Linked DNA regions of Mus musculus: all the other regions are linked to region 1. A link is a loop called in an ENCODE intact Hi-C map of the cell type or tissue named here. Cell type or tissue: heart. All regions are shown on one strand. Region 1 holds the start of Wrnip1 (Werner helicase interacting protein 1). Region 2 holds the start of Gmds (GDP-mannose 4, 6-dehydratase). Region 3 holds the start of Serpinb9 (serine (or cysteine) peptidase inhibitor, clade B, member 9).

Region 1 (8,000 bases):
AATGGGCCTCTCTTTCCAGTGATGGCCGACTAGGCCATCTTTTGATACATATGCAGCTAAAGACAAGAGCTCCCGGGTACTGGTTAGTTCATATTGTTGTTCCACCTATAGGGTTGCAGTTCCCTTTAGCTCCTTGGGTAATTTCTCTAGCTCCTCCATTGGGGGCCGTGTGACCCATCCAATAGCTGACTGTGATCATCCACTTCTGTGTTTGCTAGGCCCCGGCATAGTCTCACAAGAGAGAGCTATATCTGGGTCCTTTCAGCGAAATCTTGCTAGTGTATGCAATGGTGTCAGCATTTGGAAGCTGATTATGGGATGGATCCCTGCATATGGCAATCACTAGATGGTCCATCCTTTCGTCACAGCTCCAAATTTTGTCTCTGTAACTCCTTCCATGGGTGTTTTGTTCCCATTTCTAAGAAAGGGTAAAGTGTCCTTTCTTCATTCCATCCCTGCAGCTACTCAGGATTCTGGGGCCCAAGCCTTGCAGGCCACGGTGTGTTAGTCAGCTTTCTGTAACTAAGTGCTTGAGACAACTTTAAAGAGGCAAAAGCTTATGTGGATCCCATTGTCTTGGGCATGAGGTGAGGCAATCAAATAGCAGGGTAGGAAAATGAAGGGGAGAAAGCAGCCTCATAGAAGCCAGGAAGGAAGGAAGGAAGGCAAGAAAGAAATGGGAAGGGTTTGCTAAGATTCTAATATCCTTTTCAAAGGCGCCTCTCCAATGACCTACTTCCCACTAGGATTCAGCTCATAAAGGTTCTTTCATCTCCCGACAGTGCCACAGGCTGGCAAACAAGGCTTTAGCAGACGAGTTTTGGGGGAACGCTCCAGAGATCCCTTTGCTAGCAGTAAGGCCCAGGGCCAAGGCATAGCGCTCCATACCCTCCTTTCCTCAAATAAAGGCATGCCACCCTCTCTCGCTTCTGTGTGTTCATCACCAGGAAGTTCCACTGCGTTTTTCCAAGTTTCAACCCTAGGGAACACTGGGCATTGCATATTTGCATAACACAGACATCTTATTACTCAGGAAAACCCCAGGTTTGTAAGATCTGTGCCAGCTAGAAAAAGATCAGATTTTTTTTTTAACTGTGCTACAAATTAAATTGGCTAAAGACTATGTATAAAGCAAATAAGCACAAAGCTCTTTGAAGATGTTTTGCGGGGCCTACCTACCTCTAGAGCCTACCAGAACCAGCAAAAAAAACATGAGCTATTTCTAATTGAACATGTGTGGAAGAAACCTGCTCACTCAACTGATGCCCCCTGCTGTTACAGACTCACATAAAAACAAGACACTTCTCACTGAAAGGAGTTTGCAAAACATGAAACCTGGGACAAAGCATGACTGTCTACCCCTGAGCACAAGAACTCTGAGTGGTCCCCCTTCTTAACCATCTGGTTAGTAAGCAGTTTTTCCTCTCTTCCTATAAACCGCACCTAGCTCAACAAATGGCCTGCACACATTTGAACAGGCTTCCTGTGTCGATCTTTAACAGAAGGCCTTTGTGTTTTACCACACAACCAATCTGGTGCCACAACACTGACTTTTATGTGCACGACACAGTGGACTGGCATTCCCAGTGTCAACCTAAAAGTGAGAGACCAAATCTTTTAAGTTCAGACTCCATTTTAGAGAACTTGAACTCAGGTGAACTAACAGGCCGGTACCTAACATTAGTTTCCAAGTTACCTCCCAACAAAACCTGAGCCTAGCTCCAGTTTCTAGGCTGACCCCCAACTGACAAGCATCTCCAGGTTAATCTCCCCCAACAACTCAGCGTTTCCAGGTTAACTCCCAACAAGCCCACCCCCTGCCAACGACCACCAATGCAGAGGGAAACAAAAGTTAAGTTTATGGTTTGACTCCCAGCACCAGCCAATTATGTTAAAGACCATAGTTGCTTCCCAGTTAGATGCTTCTCAGGCTAGAAACACTCACCTCCCACTTGTTGCTTTCTATAAAGCCTCACCCGGGTAGATATTCAGGGCTGCTCTCCACCAAAACCATCCTGTGTGTCAGCAGTGGGCTGAGGGGCCTGAGCCAGCTCCATTAAAGGACCTGTTGTGATTTGCACTGAATTGGCTCCTGTCTGTTTATTTATTTATTTATTTATTTATTTATTTTTAAAGATTTATTTATTATTATATGTAAGTACACTGTAGCTGTCTTCAGACACACCAGAAGAGGGAGTCAGATCTTGTTACGGATGGTTGTGAGCCACCATGTGGTTGCTGGGATTTGAACTCTGGACCTTCGGAAGAACAGTCGGGTGCTCTTACCCACTGAGCCATCTCACCAGCCCATTTTTTTTTTTAAATTTTATTTATATTTTTTATTTTTTGGAGGGGAGGGGGTGTTCACTAACACTTCCCTGGCAGTACAAAAGCACTTAAAACTACTAGGAAGTCACAAGTATGAAAAAATTAACTCTTAAAAATCCATGCATTTTTATATCAATAAAGGTAAGGAAAAGCGTTCGAAAGTCCTACTTGCAGTACCAAGAAAATATCTACAATATGTTGGGATACACGTAATAAGCAATGTGGCATAGACTCAAGAAAATGCAGGAACGAGACACTTGAGCTTTGGGTAGGGCAGGAGAATCATGGAGCAGTAGCAGCAGATGACCATAGGGGTAGCTTTGATGAAGGTGACTGAAGATGGCTGAGATGCTTGCCAGGTGGAATTAACTAGACTTGAAATGAGGGCGTAAGACAATGCCCAGAGGTTCAGCATCCCCAGGACGCTCACAGTATCCAAGAACAGCAGCATGCCACTCTGGTTATACTCACTTCTGAATCAGACGGTCTATTCCAGTCTTTAAGGGCCCCACATTCTCCACTCTGACTTCTGAGGCAGGAGAAGAAGAGGGAGAAGGAGGAGGAGGAGGAGGAGGAGGAGGAGGAGGAGAAGGAGGAGGAGGAGGAGGAGGAAGAGGAGGAGGAGGAGGAGGAGGTATACACAGCTCAAAGTAAGCACTCAAAGACAGATGGAAACCATCAGAGCCTCTTTAAAGGAGAAAATCAATTCTAGGCTTTTGGTTTGAAAACATTTTTTTTTTTGTAATTTTATGAGCGAGTTTACATGTATTTGTATTTATGCTGATTTAAAAATAAATTAAGTTCGGCTAGGCAATACAAATTAAGGAGTGATTTTTTTTTTCTTTTTCTTTTTCTTTTTCTTTTTCTTTTTCTTTTCTTTTTCTTTTTTTTTTTTTTAAAGTCCTTGCTGGTATGGTTTAATTTTTTGTACCATCACCACCTAGTGGAGAAAACCTTGAACTTCAAAGAGCTAAGGTTTGAGAAGAAATGCAGGGAGGGGTATTATACTAGTCTTATTTCTTCTGTTCTCACAATGAACTTTGAGGTCATTTTCTTCCTTAATATTTGGAAATGGGGTCAGAAGTTAAGTAGCTTTACCAAGGGCCACAGTGTGACTCACTCAGTTCCAGATAACTTGAAATTAAATGTAGTTCATTTTCACCATATAGCCATTCAAAGGGCTCAACTCTATTCTTGTCTTTGTGAGTAAGTTATGTATCTCAATATGGAGAATTGCCTTATTTATACGTGTGAAATGACATGTGCAAAAGGACTAAGATGAAGATAGAGTAGAACACATAGTATGTACGAGACCCTGGCTTAAATCTCTATCACAAGACAATGGAAGCAAGGAGAAAAAGGGGGGCGCCCAGAGACTGGATTCCCTTCCTTTATCCCTGAAACCCCACTTCTTCCTCTATGAGCCCACGACTTGTTTCTCTTTGAATCTACTATTCTTGCATCTTAGTCATTGAGGGTTGGTCATGTGCACTGTATGTTCAGATCTGATTTCTGTGCCCAGAGATCCAGTCACTGTATGGATGCTAGCACTGTCTTGATTATTGAACCATCTCCTGTATCCATGTTGTGTAACGAATACTTCCCAGAGGCTGGAGAAATGGCTTAGTGGTTAAGAGCACTGACTGCTCTTCCAGAGGTCCTGAGTTCAATTCCCAGCAACCACATGGTGGCTCCCAGACATCTGTAATGGGATCTGATGCCCTCTTCTGGTGTGTCTGGAGAGAGCAACCGTGTACTCACATAATATATATATACATATATATACATATATACATATACATATACATATATATATATTTACATATATATATATATATATATATTTAAAAAAAAACGCTCCCCAATCATCTCTGATTGGGTAATAACAAGCTGACCAGCCTGTGGCTGAGCAGAGGAGATAGGAAGGCTGGACTTCTGATCTCAGCCAGGTAGAGAGAGAAGGAAGAGAGGGACAAGAAGACCAATGTTTGCCATGAGGTTGATATGAAAGAGCAGTCATGAGGACACACATGGACCAGAGTGAGCCAGGGGAAGACCAGATTGGCATGTTAACAGGGCATTTGTCTGGGTATTATCAGCCTTAGAGGGTTAGAATAGCCCAGAATGGTCCAGCTTAGGCTTGCTTCTTGTTATTAAACTTAATAGTTCTTTGTGTCAGCTATTTGGGAGCCAGAACGGGAACAGATGAGTTCTACACTTAGGTATGTAACAGAATTTGTAACTCACGTCACATTAGCTATTGCCAGTTTACTTCATAGCATAAGATAACTAAACCTTCAGTGGGAAAACAGTAAATAAAAAGTTTCTACTGTAACTTGCTGTATACTGTTGGGTGGTAAAGTAAATACACACTCAAATTTTGACAAGATTCATAAGTCTTTGCTTTCCCTTAACACATTTAATTTCTGATTATCAGCAATAATCAATTATAATAAAATTTTGATGTTTTTGGTAGCCCCCAGGTACAGGTTGAGAATTCCAGCCTTAGCAACTTAACAAGTCACACTCCTCTCAATCTACCTATATGTATTTAAATATTTTAAAAGATGTATTACATTTATATTTACATGTTTTGCCTGCATGTATGACTGTGCATTACCTAGGTGTAGTGCCCCCAGAGGCCAGAATAAGGAGCCAGATCCTCTGACCTGGTGCTGCAAACTGAAAGAGGAACCTACAATAGCAGCAAGTGCTCTTAACTACTGAGCCACCTCTCCAGCTCCTTTTGCATCTTTCCAAGGAGTAACTTACAGAAAAGCATAATAAAATCATAAGCAGTAATACATGGATGTAGACTACCACACTAACTTTTTAAATTTGCTTTTCAAAAGTAAAAATACAATTTTGTATTATGTAGCCCTGGCTGACTTGGAACTCAAAATGTAGACCACGCTGGCCTCAAACTCTGAGATCCACCTGTCAGTGCCTCCTGAGTACTAGTATTAAAGGTACACAGCACTACACCCAGAGAATATACATTTATAAATGCCTATTGTACTCATTTCCTGCTCCTGTCTGCTGGAAATACCTTTAAGGACTGCCTGCCATCATTTTGTTATTGGGATACAACGGTGATTTTCAGTTTACGACTATTATATCAGCTAGAGATAACTATTAAGCAAGTACTTTGGGCGACAGGTCCTAAAGTAAAATTAAGGGGCACAGGGGAGGGAATCCCTTTTATTGCATTTCCTTGAGCAGCCTTCGGAATTGAACTTTGTCTACCTGTGTAGCTCTTGTGTGTTTATGTCGAAGCCCTTTCTCCAGCTTCCTAGGCACTTCTGGGGTATTTCCACTTCGTTTTAGTTTTATTACAAATATTCTCCCTGATGACAGCATTTCTAGTTCCGCACCCAGAAGGCCAAAATCCTGGAAAGCCAGGTTCCCAAGTTCCCTCCGCTTGGGTTTTACTCGAAGGCGGTTGTTTCCGGTACTGAGCAGGCATGCGCACGCGCACCACGCCTATCCAAGCAGCGCCACAGAAAGGCTCTTCCCAGGGACCGAAGAAGACGAGAGGGCCTGTTGTGACGGAGAACTACATTTCCCAAAGTTCAATGCGAGAAATTGCCGGCGGCGATTGGGGGCATCGGGTTGCGGAGTCTTCTGCCCGCTTTGGACTACACTTCCCGACACGACTCGCGAGGCGTTGCCAGCTGCGGGCCGAGGGCGAGTTGACGCGGGAGCTCAGGACGTGAGGCATGAGCGGCGCCCTCCCTCGGCCCGTGCGTGTCCTGCTCCCTACCCGCGCGAGGGTCGCGCGGCACCGGGCCTAGCGGCGGGCATCGGCGTTCTCAGGGGCAGGTGCAGCCGCACGGGCGCCAGGGAGGGCAGCTGCCACCATGGAGGTGAGCGGGCCGGAAGACGACCCCTTCCTGTCGCAGTTGCACCAGGTGCAGTGCCCAGTGTGCCAGCAGATGATGCCCGCCGCGCACATCAATTCGCACCTGGACCGCTGCCTGCTGCTGCACCCTGCGGGGCACGCGGAGCCAGCGGCCGGCTCTCACCGCGCTGGGGAGCGGGCCAAGGGGCCCTCGCCACCCGGCGCCAAGAGGCGTCGACTGTCGGAGAGCTCGGCGCTGAAGCAGCCCGCCACCCCGACGGCGGCCGAAAGCAGCGAAGGCGAGGGCGAGGAGGGCGATGACGGCGGCGAGACCGAGAGCCGTGAGAGCTACGACGCACCGCCCACGCCCAGCGGTGCGCGCCTTATCCCGGACTTCCCGGTGGCCCGCTCCAGCAGCCCCGCCAGAAAGGGTATGGGGAAGAGACCAGCGGCTGCAGCCGCCGCAGGCAGCGCATCCCCGCGCAGCTGGGATGAGGCGGAGGCGCAGGAGGAGGAGGAGGCGGGGGTGGACGGCGATGGCGACGCGGACGTGGACGGTGAGGACGATCCCGGGCACTGGGATGCGGACGCCGCCGACGCCTCGTTCGGAGTCAGCGCGGGCCGCGCGCATCCCCGGGCGCTGGCGGCGGAGGAGATCCGACAGATGCTGGAGGGCAAGCCGCTGGCTGACAAGATGCGTCCAGACACGCTGCAGGACTACATCGGGCAGAGTAGGGCCGTAGGGCAGGAGACTCTGCTCCGCTCGCTACTGGAGGCCAATGAGATCCCTTCGCTCATCTTGTGGGGCCCGCCAGGTTGCGGTAAGGTGAGTGCTGCTCTTGCTGTTTTTGCCAAGGGCCGCGGAGGTATTCTGAGCCGGGTGCGGTCCTTAGATTCCGGACCCCTCCTCTGGAGAGGGAGGCCTGGGGGCGCGGTCCTGATGCGTGAGCGGAGTTTGTAATACGCAAGCAAGCATGCCATTTCCCCAGATTCCCCAGACCCCTTGTTGGGCGTTTTTCACAAGAAAATGCCCAATTTTCTTGGTTTATGCAGAGATGTGGACAGAGATTTGAGCTATCTTTGTGGTCATATCCATGATTTTTAGTGACCCAATTCCAGGCAGGGGACATGCTGCAAACATTGGGGAAGAAACATTTTGTATGCTCCATTTGTTGTGGAAAACTAATTAAATTTTTTCTATTATACTTGACCCCCTCTCCCACTAATTGGCTTATTCTAACTGGTTTTTGGAACTAATAGAAGTCTCTCTTCTGTGATTCGTTTTCAACAGGCATTTCCATAACTTTCCCATACCAACTGCTGCTTGAGAAAAGCATCAATGTTCTGTTTTAGCCACAGCCAGAGGAGACTGGTTAGAATACCGTGGGTTTAGAGAACAGGTCACTGGAAGAATACTTGAGAAAATGTGGTGAAGTGACAGTCCTGCTCATAGGATACCCGGACCGTCCTGTGGACAGTCAGGAAAGGGCCCAGGATTATAAAGAGCTCTTCTCAATTTACGGTTCAGACTGCTTCATTCACAAGCACATTCCTGATGCTTATCCTGTTTTCCTTTGCAGCTCCTCTCAGCCACACCTCTTTATTTGCTGGAATACATCATTCCTTTTGTGTCTGCTTGTACTCATGTTCTCTCTGGCCAAGCATAAATCACATGTACCCAGATAACATTTTTTTTTTAAGCCCAGGCCCTTGCACTCTACTCCACCATTGAGCTACACTTCCAGCTCTCAAAATAACATGCTGATTGCTTAGGGTGCTGACTGTTAGCATCTTGCCCACTCCTCCAAGATTTAATGGTAGTTACTCCATT
Region 2 (8,000 bases), 460 kb before region 1:
CTGGATTGTGTGTCTTTTATACAGGCTTATTAGGATTGTAAATTTATACTACACACAGCACTCAGGTAGCCGAAGCAGGAAGATTGCTATGAATTTGAGGCCAGCCTAGGCTACAAAGTGAATTACAGGTCTGCCTGCACTGCATAGTGAACACTGTCATTTAAAGAAATTTCTTGAGATCAGCAAACATAGTTTCTAAAATTAGGTACCATCTGGGGTCACGTGATACAAACTATATAAAATGTTAGTCTTCCATAATCATTCTACTAAAGTTCATGACTCCTGAACCCTGGCCCAAATAATTACCTACCAAGCATCCAGAATGCTGACAGGTAAATGGTATGCCTCACTCCTTATATTAGACTCCTGCCAAGGAATCACAGCCAAATTATCTTGGTTTGCCTACACACCTAGTAATGGTTTTTGTCTAGCAAAAGATTTATAAGAGCCTGTTTCAAAGGATAGGCAAGGACCAGAACCATAACAAACTGAGAAAGCTCTATCCCCAGCACTCCTTCCTCAATACTAAAATACATTCAGCTCCAGGAGCACATTAGATAGGCATATATAGACTCTATAACACAAAGAAAGCCACTCAGAATCACAAGGACAGGTAAGATACTGTGGTGGTTGGTCTGAGTTACAATGGCCCCCGTAGGCTTATATATCTGAATGCTTAGTAGTCACAGAGTGATGCTATTTGAGAAGAATTAAGACATATAACCTTCTAGAAGACAGTGTTTCACTACGATATCTCTCTCTCTCTCTCTCTCTCTCTCTCTCTCTCTTTGCCTCTGTCTCTGTCTCTGTCTCTGTCTCTGTCTCTGCCTATGGATCAAGATGTAGCTACTTCTCTAGCACCAGAACTGCCTACTGCCATGCTCCCTGCCATGATGATATTACAGTCCTCAGGTCATACCCCATCACTGAAGGAAGTCAGGGCAAGAACTAGAGACAAAAACTCAACAGAAACCATGGAGAAATGCTTAGCCTGCTTTCTTATACATCTCCAGACCACCTGTCTCAGGAGTCCCTATCAGTCCCACTATGAGTTGGGCCTACCCATATCAATTATTAATCAAGAAAAAGCCTTACAGACTTGCCTACAAGCAATCCAATGGAGGCATTTTCCTCAGCTGAGGTTTCTCTTCCCAAATAACCCTAACTTATGTCAAGTTGGCAAAAGCACAAGGGAATACTCACTCATACTGTAATTTCCCTTACAGTCTTGAGTAATACTATTCTACAGGCGCTGCCTTTTCATATGCATTGTCTTCAGCTCCTCAAAGATCTTAGTAGGGACAGGATATATATTACATAGCTTGTACCAGAGCAGCCTCAAAAGGCCTGCACACTACAGATGAACATTAAAAATGCATTCTGTTCGTAGTGAAAGTCAGTCAACATTTTTCAAGGCCCACTACCTAAAGCCGTGTGGGAGGAACTAGGATGAAAATGAGAAAATCTTTTCTTAAAGCTGTTGACAAACCTGGTCAACTCAAGCAAGCAAGGAAAAAAATACAGAGGAGTGTCAAGGAGGTGATGTGTCAGGGAAGTGATGGGTAGTAGGGCAGAGCTCAAAGGCATCTAAGTTTTCAAACCTGAAAGCACAGCAGGTGTTTGGAGTCTGAAATGAAATGAGAAACCCAAAACTCCTGGTCAGGAAGTGGTATTTTTAAGTATTGATAGTACTTCAGGAGAATCCTTGCTGGGGGTAGGAGTGGTGGGCACTTCCAAGGCTTCCTTCCCATGAAGTATCTACCAAACAACAGTTTTCAACTATTTAATGAGATTCCACTTCTAAGCTGCACTGATACAAAATGCTGGCCGCTTACATTGCTATACGCCATACTAACATGGCACACAACATCCTAACTCAATTTCTTGATAATACTAAGTGAAAGTTTACTTTAGAGAGTATGTGAATGCAGTTAACATCTGGGCTTAAGAACCAGTCTGAAAACTTGGGAAAAGAGAACCATCTGAAAGATCTCTAGCATTAGAAAAGAGAGGTGACATGGGGGGGGGTGCACAGTTCTATGGTAGAGCACCCCTGAGGAGTCCCTGACTTGACGTTTTTATCCTCAACCCTGGACCCTTTTCCTACCTCTTCTATCTTACTAGTTGGTAAACGTTTATTTATCGAAAGTACCTTAAACAAGATGCAATGATAACTGAAAGAATGATCAGTAGCTAGTAACTGAAATAGTCTAATGTCTGGGAACTGTGTATCTGCTCTTTGGTAAAACGAGAGAACTTTAAGACCACTTCCAACCCCAACAATACACTTCCTACCTGTTGGGCTTCAGGTAATTCAAACTCATTTTCCTCAATCTTAAACTGGAAATAAGGACTTTGTTGTATGGAAGCTAACTAGTCAGTATTAACCAAGTAACTCCGATATGGTAAGTATGCTGGTGTGGGCCATATTAGCTTTATTATCATCTTTACCATCTTCGCTTTAGCATTGACCACCATCAGATGTCCTGGGATACACAGAAAACAGATGCCCTACAGCAAGTAACAAGGACATTACTTCAACACCCCTGAATCTCACTCTACACAACTTGACAAGGCAGTGGTTAGCCTTATCTGTTGCCATACCTCTATGAGATGACTGTCATAAATTAGTCATGCCTAGCATAGGCCATGGGGTCCCAACATTCAAGACAGCACAGCCTAATTACCTCACCCAAGGAGTTCATGCCTTTGGAATTAGAAAAGTCGGTCTCACTTTGGGACTCCACATACTGACATATTCCTCGCCCCTTTCCTTCCCTGCACCAGGATCTACAAAGTACGAAATTCCTTCCAAGAGCTCACTTGGGCTCCAGGAAAGAAACTACAGTCACCCAGGGGACAGGTGGAGCAGAGTGGTCCGGTTGCTTAGCACCACCAGCTCACACCCCCAGAAGGATCAGAGAGCCATGCTGCTGGGGCTGAAGCTGTCCCATCCCGCAGCCGCTCACACCTTCCGGGACTCGTGGAGCGCAGTTCCCGGTGGCACAGCGGCCCTGCGCGGGGAGGCGGCCCACGTGCCCCCGGGCTACAGGCCGCTCGTCCCCGCCCCGCACTCACCTGTCCGGTGATGCCAGTGATGAGAGCCACCTTCCTGAGCTTGCCCATCTCGCCATCCCCGGAGCCCGGGTAGCTCGGGCACTTAGCGGGAGCTTGAGCCATGTCGCCTCAGGCGGGTGAGCGTGCGGCCGAGAGGAAGGCGGAGTGGAACGAGCCGCGGGCCGGCAGGGACCAGGGTGCGCGCGCCAGTCGTTTCACGGAGCTGCAGCGGCCGCCACGGTCTGACAGGGCGCGCGGGAGGCCGGGCGTGGAGCGAGGGGCGGGCCAGCTTAGTCGGGGCGGGCGGCGCGAGCCGGGCTGAGGCCTGGCTGGCGCCGCGTCACTCGCCCAAGCAGCGACGCGTCAGCAGCGCCCCCGACAGCTCCGCCCCTGCCGGGGTCTCCGCGCTGAGCCACGCCTCTCTGGGGGCGGGGCCTGAGGGCGCCGGGCCCCTGGAAGAGGAAGGATGTAAGTCTGCGGTCAGAGTAGAGGATATGGCCTGCATGGGCCTCGGTCTCCGGGAATCCTCATATCGCCCCATGATGCCAGGAGGAATGACGAGCTGACCTTCTCGGTAGGAAAGAGCTCTGAAATCCAAATCTAGGTATCCAAGGCTGGAGTCATCGACCTTATTAAATTTCTAGAAATCTGCTTCATTGTCTTTGTGAGCAGGTCAGTTTTAACATTTCTCGAAGGCACTAGAGTTTCAAGGCTACTCTAACCTGTGAATCTTCTGTGAACATTAGCAGTTTGCTAATGTTTGGACTAGTTTGGGGGTTCCCGGTAATTCCGTTCAAGGAACAGTATTTACTTCGAGGGCTGGAAGTTTCTGGCCCCGCCCCCATCCTGCATAAGGAAACAATTGACAAAAATCCACAGGTCAGTAAAACCTGTACAAATTTCATGAGGTGGGGTTGTTGCAGTGTCTTTTGAACTTGTTTCTATTTAGTGCATGCACACTGACAGATTCACTGACTGAGAAAGGCTGACAAAGGACTCAGACATAGGGACAAGGGTGTAGGGAAGAAACACACACACATACACACGTACACACATACTGTCCAGCTTATCTCTCCAATAAACATCCTCAAACCGTCTTTCCCTTTGCAAACTGAGCTACTAGGACAGGGCCCAATAGAACCTGCTAGATATGATACAAACCTGTAGTTCCAAAACCAGAGTGCCCAAACTCCTCGGAAACATTCCAAACTTTATACATAGGCTTGTCTGGTTTAATATTTTTACCTTTCCTCTAGCGCATTCTATATGGAAAATGAGACCTAGAAGTTGGGGAAATATATTCCTTAAGGCAAGAAATGTCTAAAATCTAGATGATCTTTAACTATTGATTTAGTTTTATGTAAATATGTTGTAATGTAAGGATAAATAGAAAAAAATGAATACTTAGGAGAGATATGTCCCATTTGTTCTGTAGGTCTGACACCTTCTATCATACTAATGAATACTAGGAATTTATCTGTCTAGTAAAAAATTTAACAGAAAAAAATCATAAAAATCAAATATGTATTGGATGTGCTGAGCTATGGCTTGGTGGTAAAGCACTTGCCTAATGGGATTGATGCCCAATAGTACAAAAGTAAACAAATAAAACCAATATTTTTTAGGGCCTGGAAATGCAAAAATAGTAAAGAAGATATTGCAAACTGTCAGAAATAAAAAACTGTGTCCCTTAAACATCCAACCGGTATTTCCTTTATTACCATCCTAGAATCTGGATATTCAAGATCGGGGTTGACTTCCTCTGAGGCCTGTCTCCTGGCTTGTAGATGTCACCTTGCATCTGGTCATGACACACTTCCTCTCCATGTGCTTGCGTTCCAATTTCCTATTGTAAGGACAGTGACTCCCTTTCATTAGGAACCACCCTAATGACCCCACATTACCTTAATTTCCATTTAAAGACCATAGCTCCCAGCCAGCCAGATGGCCTGGTAGGTAAAGGCGCTTGCCATCCTGAATCTAATACCTATACCCACATACTGGGAGGAGAGAATGAAGTCCTACAAGCTCTCCTCGGCCACACATTTAAAAGAAAAAAATAGTAAACAAAGTAATTAAAAATAAAAGGTATCCAATTACCAATTACTTTTTGTTTTAATTATTTTTATAAAGTTTTTTGTTTTGTGATTTTGGTTATTTATTTATTTATTTATTTATGGTTTCCTTTGTTTTATTTTTAGACAGGGTCTCATGTAGCCCAGGGCTGCTGGCCTGCAATTCATTATATAGCCAAGAATGACTTTAAGTTTCTTTCCCCCTGCCCCTACCTCTTGCTTACTCAAATTATATGCATGGACCACTACACCATGCTTATGTGGTTCCAGGGATCAAACCAAGGATATTGTATATACTAAACAAATACTGTACCAACTAAACTATAGCCCCCCCCCATTGCCTTTTTTTAAAGACTCAGTCTTGAGGTGATGAAGTCTTACACTTCAATATATGAAATAATAGAGAGACACAATACATCTCCTTACAGACAAAGGGGAAAGACTTTTCTTGTTGGTTTGGTTTGGAAGCATGGAAGACAGTTGGTAGTGGGCATCATTGTAATTCCCCAGTAACCTTAGGGGAATGTGTGCAGTCAGCATAGGGACTGGACAACATGAGATTTCTATTAGCCAGAGGGAGAGTGCTAGTGTAGCATAGTAATTCATAACTGTAGGAGACTTCGTAACCTAGAAGACATTTGACACTTTTTACTGTAACACTATTGATATTTAATGATTAAAGAGTGAATGGGTCTGTTGCTGAACATCCTATGATTACCAGCCCAGCTGACTCATCGTATCAATACAGTCTGTTCTCTATATCCTTTTAACTTGCATCCAATCAACCAAATTTGCATTGTTTACCATGAAGTTAGCACTACAGCGCTTGTGGTGGTCAGTCTTATTTTAATTACATATTTTTATTTTTGTGTAGGGTGGGAGTGCCTGGAACACAGGGTGCTCCTGTAGAGGTCAGAGGACAAGGTCAGCTCTTTTCTTCTCCCATGTAAGGTCCAGGGATTGAACTCAGGTTGTCAGGCTTGGCAGTGAATGTCTTCCTTAAACCAACTGGCCGGTCGATCCTGTGATGATTGATCTTGTCACCTCGATTAGATCTGGAATCACTCTAAAAGATTTGCTTCTAGGCAGGTCTATGAGGGCATTTCCAGGAAAGGTCAGTTGAATAGAGAAGACCCTCCCCCATAGTGTGTGGCACCTTTCAGCCACCATCCAGATGTAAAGAACTCCACAGAAAAAGCAGTGCTACTTTGCCTGACACCTTAGGTGGGAATTACTGAGGCATCCAGCTTCATGGACTGAACAGTTAGCAGGTTCTCACCCCATCCAGCATGCAGATGACCATTGTAAGACTGCCTAGCCCCTATCGCGTATGCCTATCTAATAAAATTATTTCTATCTTATACATCCATTCTGTTCCTCTAGAAATTGCTGACTAATGAAATGCTTGTGTCTGTAAAGAACATATATGGGTAATTCTCCTTTCATTATCCCCTAAATAACACATTGTGCCAACTACTTACACAGTGTTTATGTTGTTTTAGGCATTATAACTCATCTAAAAATGATGGAAATGATACAGGAGGAGGTGCATAGGTTCTAAGCAGACACTGCACTACTTTATACAAAAGAGTTGGACATCTGTGAATTTTGACATTCAGCGGGAACTAATAGGGATGTAAGGGTATTCTGGAACCAGTCTCCCTCTGATGCTAAGAACCCAGTTTTGCATGTGTGCAGTGGGATATGAGATACTAAACAGTTCCATCCCCCAGTCAATGCCTTCTGCTAAACTTTCATGACCACAGCTCTTCCTCCCACCCCTATCTCTAACTCTTAAGCTACTCACCTGCTCTCCATTTCTAAAAATTTATTATTAGCAGAGTATTTATTATAAATGAATCTTAGGGGTTGGCTTTTTCACTCAGGGTTCCCTGTTGTTATGTTTATTAGTAGTTTTTGTGGAACTTTGTCCTCTGTCAGCAAGAGACCCTGACAAGATTGTCCACTAATATTCCCTAATAAAGAGGAGGGAAAACTCACATGTCCAAGCACAAGGGACTAATGAGGCAGCACACTAGACACTTAAGTCTCCAACCTTCCTCAAAATATTTAAGCCATTAATTACTGTGGGAGTGGGGTGGTAGCTTTTCTTCAGTAATGTAGCTGCCTATAAGTTGTCCTTGTTCCTATAAGTAACCTTTTACCCGTGCTCCTGTAAGTAACTTCAAATAAATTCATACTTGGATGGAATAATATTTTGGTCTGTTGTTATGTTTTGTCTGAAATGAATAAATATTTATTCACATCTTCGCAGGAAAAGTCAATGCAACAATAGCTCATTTGTTCGTATTGTAGAGTAGCATTCTATCATATGGACACACCACAGTGTGTCTAACTACTCATCTACTGAATTAATCTCTCCACATTTGGAGTTGTTATAAATGAAGCTATTATGACCATGCAGGTATTGCTTATTGTATGAAAATGAGATCATTTCTCACAGAGTTAATTACTAGATACTATGGTAATTACATTTCCTTATTTTTAAAACTTACAATCTGTTTTCTTGTAAGGATTTTGTAACTACAAAATATACTGTATTAAATCCCTGTCATGGTTTAATCTTGCCAACCTAATAGGATTTGAATCAGATAAGATACTCAGATTTGAGAGCTCATTTCCAAGAAGGATTAAGAGAGAAGACAGTGCCCTGTGGTAGATGATGTCACTCAAGCACAAGAAGTCTATGGAAAATTCTGTGCTGCCTGTCTGCCTTTGCTTCTTGCTGGTGAATGTGTCTACCCCGTTGTTGCAGTTGCTGATACTGTTGTCTTCTGGTGCTGCAGCCAGGATATAGCTTTTCCAGGAATCTTCCAGGAAAGCATGTTTAAGCTAATGCTGAGGCAT
Region 3 (8,000 bases), 210 kb after region 1:
CTTCTTCTCCTATGCCCTCTTCTGGTGTGTCTTTAGACAGCTACAGTGTACTTATTAAAATAAATACATAAATCTAAAAAAAAAAAAGAAATTGGTGTCATGCAATTCATTTGCAATATGATGATGACGAAGATGAAGATGATGATGCCTCAAGAAAAATGGGAAGTAATGTGAGTAGGCAGTCTTATAGAAAGGTTTTTAAAGGTTCAGTGAGCACATGAGCTTATGATTGACATCATTACTCATCAGGGAAAACTCAAAACCGTAAATGAGTAACCTTATCACACCGATTGGCTAAAATAAGAAAAGAAAAAACATGCACGGGAAGAAACTGAAACTTATAGCCTGTTGGTGGGGCATATAATACACAGAAGACCTCAAAAGCATTAGGTAGGTAGTTAGTTCTTCAGAGTATGAAATGTAGAGTTGTCATAAGACCCAGAAATTCCTTGGGCTATACCCTAGGTAACGCCAAGAGAGCATATATCTATACACAAATTTATACATAGACATTCATAGTAAAATTAATACCAGATAAAAGATAGAAACAATCTAACGCTGACTGATTGAATACAAACTTAATTTAGATAATATCTTTAACCAGACAAAGAAACAAATGTCTGACAAATATTGTCTTGAGATACTAAGGAAAGAACAAAATAGTTAAGCAGATTCAGGAAAGGAATGAAGTCCTACATTCCCGGGTCTGATTAAGACTCTTGCCAGCCCAGTTAACAGGTTCTGTGACGGTTGCTGACATGCACACAATACTCATTCTCTGCATGGATATTTCAATGAAGAAGAGTAAAACAGCAATCATGCTTACAGCCTAAGCATACAGAGTCATTCTCCTTTTCCAGATGTGAGCATGCAAATTCCTAGGACTCTTAGAAGAAAACCTATTTATAGTCCAAGAGATGCCTTGGCAGCCTTCTAACCCATGCTTTATCGTGCCTGACTATAATTCCTATGCAAGGTACCCATAAAGTCATATTTATTTAGGAAACACAAGGAAGGGAACTTAGGCATAGGGGGTTGCTGTTGTAGCTCTCTGGGATAGAAGCCCCAAGCAGCAAAAATATGGAAAATTTTGACTCCATAAAATTCTCCAAGTGAGAGAAGAATGAGAGTCCATGCCATCAAGCAGGAAGTGCACTGAGAATGATCACAATAACTTACTTAAGGGAGACGAAGTCCATGGAGAAGCGTATTGCTGTGGGACCTGTGCTCTGTAGAGTGGGTGCTGTTTTCAAGGGCAGGTCCATGTAGTAATAGACTACATCCAGAAAACCAAATTGGGGGGTGAGTGAGTAGATAAAAGGCTAGAACATTCTAGCCAAGAATAAAAAAATAAGTTGGTTCATTGTTGAATGAGATGGAGCTGGGGTGAGGAAGGAGAAGCAGAACAGAAAGGAGATACTGCGTAAATGAGGAAAATACCTAATTAAAAAAAAAAAAAGATACAAGGACAAAGAGGAAGATAGCAGTGGGCCAGCTGCTTCAGTGACGTGGGATCAGGGGGAAAGTGACCCCAAGAACAAAAGTTAAGACAGGAGGTGGTCAGACTGGCTGTTGATCAAAGGAGAGAAAATACGGTAACCTAAAGGGACAGGAGGTTGGATCTCCTCCTGCTGGTGGAGGACAGAGGGTGAGGAAGCAGATGTTGCAGGTAAGGAAGCCAAACCTTGCCTCAAGCAAGATGATCAAGAAAGCCAGGAGCTAAAGGTCCTGCAGCTGCTGTCACTTCCTGCTGGGTCAGGGGTTAGAGGAGAGTGGTGTGAGGAGATTCTTGTGGAAAATGGAGCTGAGAGGATGAGCACCTTGGAGAAGCCAAAAAGCAACACAGCAAGCTTCAGGGAAGAAGAGATTGGAGAAAAGCCATGAGCCACAAGGAGAACACGTGGGAAAGAAAGCTTTCTAGATTGAGTATACCACAGGGTTTAAAATTGAATGGACTCTCAAGGTTAGCAAAATGGGTGACTCATCCTATAGACAGGGTGAGCCTCTCCTGTGTCTGAGAAGTCTTCCTAATGTTCTTTCCTGTTTCCCACCAAGGCTTCCTATGTTGAAGTTCTACTTATGCGTTTGGCCTCGTATAGTTTCATTCTTTGTCATTTTAAAAGCTTGTCCTTAAATAACTGAACAAAGAAATACTGAATCTCTATTAACTACAAAGGAGAATGAGGTTTTCTCAGCAACTTTGTAAGATGTAGCATCTGAGAGCCACCAAAGCCACACATGAGGCTACTGCTGAGTCACTGCAGCCATGCTCGTCTTGAGAGCCCTGCATGCTTAGGTGTGTCTCATTCTCTCTTTTCCTACTTTTCTTCCCTTTCTGTATTACTTTTTAAAAATATATTTGTGTTTGCTTCTCAATAAATCCAACTCCATCTCATACGATCTCTTTCAGAAATTTCTTTCTCTGGCAAAGTCAAGAATGGTGGTTTCACTTGAGTTGAGTTTTTTTTTTTTTTTTTTTTTTTTAAACATATTCCAATGCCCACAGCTCACATCGTGTGGCAAGCCTGTCGCCTGTGCCCCGGTCACTGCCACCTTGAACACTTAAGGCTGAGCCTCAGAAACATCTGTTTAGCAAAAGACCACACACATGATTGCATACTCTGTTTAAACAAAGTGCTCATGACTGGTTAAAAAAGCCAGAAAATGGGTTAGTGTTTGCCAGGAGAGGAGGCTGGGTGTGTGGAAATGGATTTAGACACGGGGCACCCTTCACATCTACCACTTGCCACCCCGCAGGCCCAGAGTTTTATTAAAATCCCTGACATTCTCCCTTGGTGCACAGCGAAAACTCCTGCTACTTTCACTTTCTCTAAGGACCCAGTTTTTTCCCAACCCCCACTCATCCTCTTCCTGCTGTGGTCGCCAGAGCCAGAAGCAGCCTGTCTCCCCGCCCCTGAGCAGGAGCACAAAACCAGAAGTCCCTGCCTTGTACAGGCAGCTCTGAAAGCCTACTGGGAGCATCAAGGCTGCAAACGCTGGATTGAGAAGCCGCAACTGTGGTAGGTGCGGGCATCTGGCTCGGGGTGGCGCTGTGGGACCCGCAGAGGTCATGTTTACAAGGCATAGGCTGAGTCCAGGAGGGAAAACAAGACTGCTTAGTTAGGGAAAGAGACAGCTGGGAGGTAATGTCTGATGAGCTTTTTAAATGGTGACTCCTTTAGGATCTCCAGCTGGCCAATGGCAGAGATGCAGATCTTAGGGCTGGTTTCTAAGCTGTGTTGGCTCCTCCTGAGCCAGGCCTGGGGACTGCAGGATATTGGCGGCCTCTCCACTGGTATCTTTTTATGCTTTCTATCAGTCCTTACCACCTAGGCAATTTGAAAGCCTCTGTCTTCTCCCTGTGGATCTTGCAAAGTAATCCCTCTCTTACTTCCGGACCCTTTAAACATCTGGGGTCTCTGGTACAAATTTGAGCACTGCTCATTCTCATTTATAAAATAATTCACTCCATGCTGACAGTGATCATATCTTTGATAACTTTATCTGAGAAATCAAATACCCCTTTATTTGAGTATGCTTACTATTAGAGTGCCAGACATCCCCCTTACCTTCAGAGAGCTCCAGAATATGGAGTAGAAAGGACAGCAATCAGTAAGAGAAAGGTGACACTTAAGAGAAAGGTGACACTTAAGAGCAGACCTGGGGTGGGGAAGCTGCACTAGGGAAGGAGAGCAGAGGCCCTGAGGCTGTCCTGTTCCAATGAAGTTGGGAAAGGGGAGTAGTTTGAACTCAGTGACAGGGATGGGGTAGGGAATGTTCTAGGTGAAATAAACTGCACTTCAAGGACTCAGAAGCAACTTTAAAGTGACATAAGGGCAGGAATGCAGGAGAAGGGGGCAAGCTGGGTTAGATGAGAGGACTAGCCAGAGAGTAAGTCTTTGAAATAAAGCAGCCCCACCTTTCCTCCAGAGCCCTGGAAGTCATAAGGGGAGGAGCCAGAGGATCCGAGTACACTCTCAGGTTGCTGTGTCCCTCTGTCTGAGGAATGGGAAGAAGTGTGGTTTGAGTGTTCTGATGCTCCCTAGGCTATGTGATCTGCATGTTAACTCAGTAGGAAGCACTCTGAACATATGTGAGGGTTCAAAGGTGAACCCTGGAACAGTGAGAGCACAGCCATGGGATGCACAGGGACTCAGAACTGGGTTAAAGTGTCAGGAGCAGTCACTTAGTCTGGGCCAAGCTGTCCATCCATCTGGAAGATGAGTCATAATCAGTAGAAAAGCAGCCAGGGTGCCTGCAGCTGATGCAAGGTCCTCTGAGCAGCTACTGCAGGGGAATGCTCCCCAATACACAACACAGTAATAATGCTAGCTTGTCTTTGGGTCTCATTTAGCATCTCAGTGTCTTTTCTGTAGCATCTCGAAAGTGGGGAGGATACTGTCTAATTCTTCATGGGTAACACAGGAGTCTTCACAGGCAGCGTCCAGGATACAGAGTTGCTGAGTCAGGCAAGAGGACCCAATGTTCCTGGTTGTTTTCTTCTTCGTTTCCTCTTCTTCCTTCTTCAAACTCTATTGTCTTCAGAAGAGAGGCGTTGGTCTGTATGGGAGAAGGCTGAATACCACCTCTCTCTGCTGTGTTTTGTGTTTGTGCTCCTGATGATCTTGCGTTCTCCCTGTGCAGATGAGAAGAAGCTAGTTTGGTTTGCTGCAATGACCACACTTAGCTAATAACCTTAAAATTGGAAGGACTGTAATCTAGAATGAATTTTTGAAATCTAATTTAAGGTACCTATGACCTTTGAAATGACAACCAGAAACAGAGTCCCAGATTTCCCTGCCTGAGAACAATGAACCTTCAGCTCTACGTTGATTTTTATATCTCCTTTCCCTCCAGACTCTGCATCATGAATACTCTGTCTGAAGGAAATGGCACCTTTGCCATCCATCTTTTGAAGATGCTATGTCAAAGCAACCCTTCCAAAAATGTATGTTATTCTCCTGCGAGCATCTCCTCTGCTCTAGCTATGGTTCTCTTGGGTGCAAAGGGACAGACGGCAGTCCAGATATCTCAGGTATGTTCTCTGTCATAGTCACACCCGAGTCACATGCATAAGAACTGCTGAGAAGGGACAGAAGGAATGTGCACACACTGTTTCATGGGGCAGGGGCTAAAGAGGAAGGACAGAGTCTCCTCCAATAAGACTTCTTTAAGGGCAATGAGATTTCCTGAGTCATAACTTGGGGTGACTCTCAGTACATTGTCTAGAATCTAATTAACAGTGGTGCATGAATAATTTTATACTATACTTGGTGTTACAGGCCTTTAATTACAGCTACTAAGGAGACTGAGATATGAAGATACCAAGTCTGAGACTACCCTGGGCAAATTAGTTCTAGAAAAATTAAGACGTTAAAAAAAAAAGATGGAGGGAAGGTCTTAGGGTTATAACTTAGGTACAGTCTCAAGTACTGCAATTTGAGAAAATAAAAAGATGTTTAAATTATTTGAAAGAGAGTTTGCTGGGATCTATTTTATTTTTTAGAGCAACAGTCTTTGTAATTAATTGTTTGCAAGGAAAGATAATTCCTTCTCTTTATTTTGTCTAATATGCCTTGCTTCAGCTAAAATACTGAAGGGGGCAAATGTGTGGAGCTAGTCCATGTCCTAACTGGACATTGGGTTCATTACTTTTTGACAAGCATCCTGAGAGCATTCCAAATTAGGAATGGGTTCCTGACCTCACAGCGTTCCTGAACAGGCAGGAGCCATTTGTCTGAGAAAAAAAGCAAGCAAGCAAACAAACAAACAAAAACAGAAACAAATTGTCAGCATTCAGCTTCACAGTGGGAAGTCATCACTGTTGCTCTGTGGTCTGCCAGGACTTTCTTTCTCATGAAGATCCTTTCGGGTGTAAGTGCTCGGTCTCGTCATCTCCAAACATAGTCCACGAGGCCATGCATGTGTAGAGAGGCTTCTCCCTAATTGGTCCTCATGGTCTTTTCTAGGTTCAGGTTCACTAATCAACTCATATACAGATCTTATGTATGTATATAACATGTATGCTCATGTATAGCGTGTGTGTGTGTGTGTGTGTGTGTGTGTGTGTGTGTGTGTACATGCCCTTGTATATACCTCTTGTTGGGGGTGGGAGGAGTCAGTTCTGGTTGTCTTACTCTCTCTCATCAGGCTCCTCCCAGTGCTGGGATGACCCCCATGCACCACTGGGCCCATCTTCTATGCTTATTGAGACTCCAACTCAGATGCTCATGTACTTTACTTTCTGAGTCATCTCATCACCTTGACAATTCCTTTGGAAACAAATTGTTTTATTACTGAACTCAGAATGTTTCATCTTTTCCTTCCCAGGCACTTGGTTTGAATAAAGAGGAAGGCATCCATCAGGGTTTCCAGTTGCTTCTCAGGAAGCTGAACAAGCCAGACAGAAAGTACTCTCTTAGAGTGGCCAACAGGCTCTTTGCAGACAAAACTTGTGAAGTCCTCCAAGTAAGTTGTATTAGTAGAATAATAGCAGTTGAATGCAAGGCAGTTGTTGTTGTAGAGCCTATGAGAAGGACCCTAGAGAATACGAGAAAATTACAGGTCTAGTTCTACTCAGTGTGAGGCTACATATCTATAATACCTTTATTTAGATGGCCAAGAGGGTCACATGTTCTAGGCCAGCTTCGGCTACAAAATGAGACTCACCTAAATGTTCTCCCAAAATATCACAATTCTGTAATGATATTTTGAAATATTTTTAAATTGACTACTTGTAATTTTTATTTACTCATATCTCAGTTGCAAAGTTTCAGTACTTAAAGATGTTGTGGGTTTTTTTTTTATTAAGATTTATTTATTTTATTTATATAAATACACTGTGGATGTATTCAGACACACCAGAAGAGGGCATCAGAACCCATTATAGATGGTTGTGAGCTACCATGTGGTTGCTGGGAATTGAACTCAGGACCTCTGGAAGAGCAGTCAGTGCTCTTAACCGCTGAGTGTGATATCTACACTCAGTTTAGTTTAGTTTTTGGTTTTTAATGCCATAGTATTCAGTAGGTTGGAAAGCTTGCTGAAATGTCATTTTGTAATGTTACCTTACTGAATATTTTCTCTCCAAAGACCTTTAAGGAGTCCTCTCTTCACTTCTATGACTCAGAGATGGAGCAGCTCTCCTTTGCTGAAGAAGCAGAGGTGTCCAGGCAACACATAAACACATGGGTCTCCAAACAAACTGAAGGTCAGAATTTCAAGTTACTTCACACACCACATTCTTGTCCTTTCCATCCACCCTCTCTCTTTTTCCTTCTCTGCCTTTCTCTTCGTTCCCTTCTCCCCACCACAGACTGATCTCACAGCCATTTCAGAGTCAAAGCCATTCTGACTATCTAGACCACCTGGTATAATTTAGAGCTCAGGGAATTCATGGAGGTTCTACTCAGACACTTAGATTTGAAACACAGAGTTTTTTGGTATATCTACCTAGCACAGGTGAGGACTGACGCAAATGATTTCCAGTCTAACAGCTTACTTTAGAAGACATGGGTGGTTTGCAGCATTCGCAGGTCATGTGACTCTGCCATCTCTGAGAAGGAGATTCATGGATAGACCTTCCCCTTAATCCTGCTCTAGGGCTGCTTCTTTCACAGTCTGTGTTGTCTTAGCTGTCACCACCTTTACCTCTGAAGGAGACTACTGTTTCTGCTTCCACAGTTCCTGCTTTAGATTGGTTACTTACATTCATCAGAATTAGACTTGATTTCCATTGAAGACCCTGCCAGCTGCTCAGTTACATTAACCTGAACGAGCTTTCCATTTGGGGTTGAACTTTATTTGTTTTTATTCCAGAGATGACAGGTTCCAGCATTAGTCTTTGAGATCATTGTCTGATATTTGAACCATTCAGATCCCTCTCTATCACTAGGTACATTCTTACTTCTGCTAACACAGAGTAAAGAATAAGAATCTTTTCTTAGACTCATCAATTATTTGCACATTTCTTGTTAGAGTTTTGCCTCTTGTATGATCTT

The links. Hi-C counts contacts between places; a loop is a spot of excess contacts. Peaks named below come from ENCODE experiments on the same cell type or tissue, not always from the same donor. Only the 100,000 strongest peaks of a DNase experiment are listed, where the experiment ranks them.
Region 2: a loop joins it to region 1, with 2.9 times the contacts of the local background. A loop is called at or near these places in 2 of 42 quality-filtered maps.
Region 3: it touches region 1 in a loop (2.6-fold over the local background); 3 of 42 quality-filtered maps call a loop at or near these places.

What each region holds. Positions count from the first base shown.
Region 1 is chr13:32,796,050-32,804,049 of GRCm38, forward strand. Wrnip1 (Werner helicase interacting protein 1) reads left to right here and starts at 5,981. Exons shown (of 7, transcript NM_030215.3): 1 at 5,981-6,995. The coding sequence starts at 6,189. It also overlaps a transcript of Mylk4 not described here. In heart, CTCF peaks have their summits at 1,277 (motif pointing left), 3,281 (motif pointing left), 4,973 and 6,068; DNase peaks (open chromatin) are centred at 5,912 and 6,612; H3K4me3 peaks cover 2,854 bases; H3K27ac peaks cover 2,105 bases.
Region 2 is chr13:32,335,304-32,343,303 of GRCm38, forward strand. It overlaps Gmds (GDP-mannose 4, 6-dehydratase), which reads right to left and starts at 3,241. Exons shown (of 11, transcript NM_146041.2): 1 at 3,079-3,241. The coding sequence starts at 3,180. In heart, no CTCF peak of the experiment used is centred here; a DNase peak (open chromatin) is centred at 3,368; H3K4me3 peaks cover 1,882 bases; H3K27ac peaks cover 1,345 bases.
Region 3 is chr13:33,001,676-33,009,675 of GRCm38, forward strand. It overlaps Serpinb9 (serine (or cysteine) peptidase inhibitor, clade B, member 9), which reads left to right and starts at 2,866. Exons shown (of 7, transcript NM_009256.3): 1 at 2,866-3,020; 2 at 4,858-5,035; 3 at 6,331-6,468; 4 at 7,093-7,210. The coding sequence starts at 4,868. Gm36181 (a long non-coding RNA gene) reads right to left here and starts at 4,132. Exons shown (of 3, transcript XR_382177.2): 1 at 3,920-4,132; 2 at 1,180-1,276. In heart, CTCF peaks have their summits at 3,046 and 3,248; DNase peaks (open chromatin) are centred at 2,976 and 4,026; H3K4me3 peaks cover 1,029 bases; H3K27ac peaks cover 2,369 bases.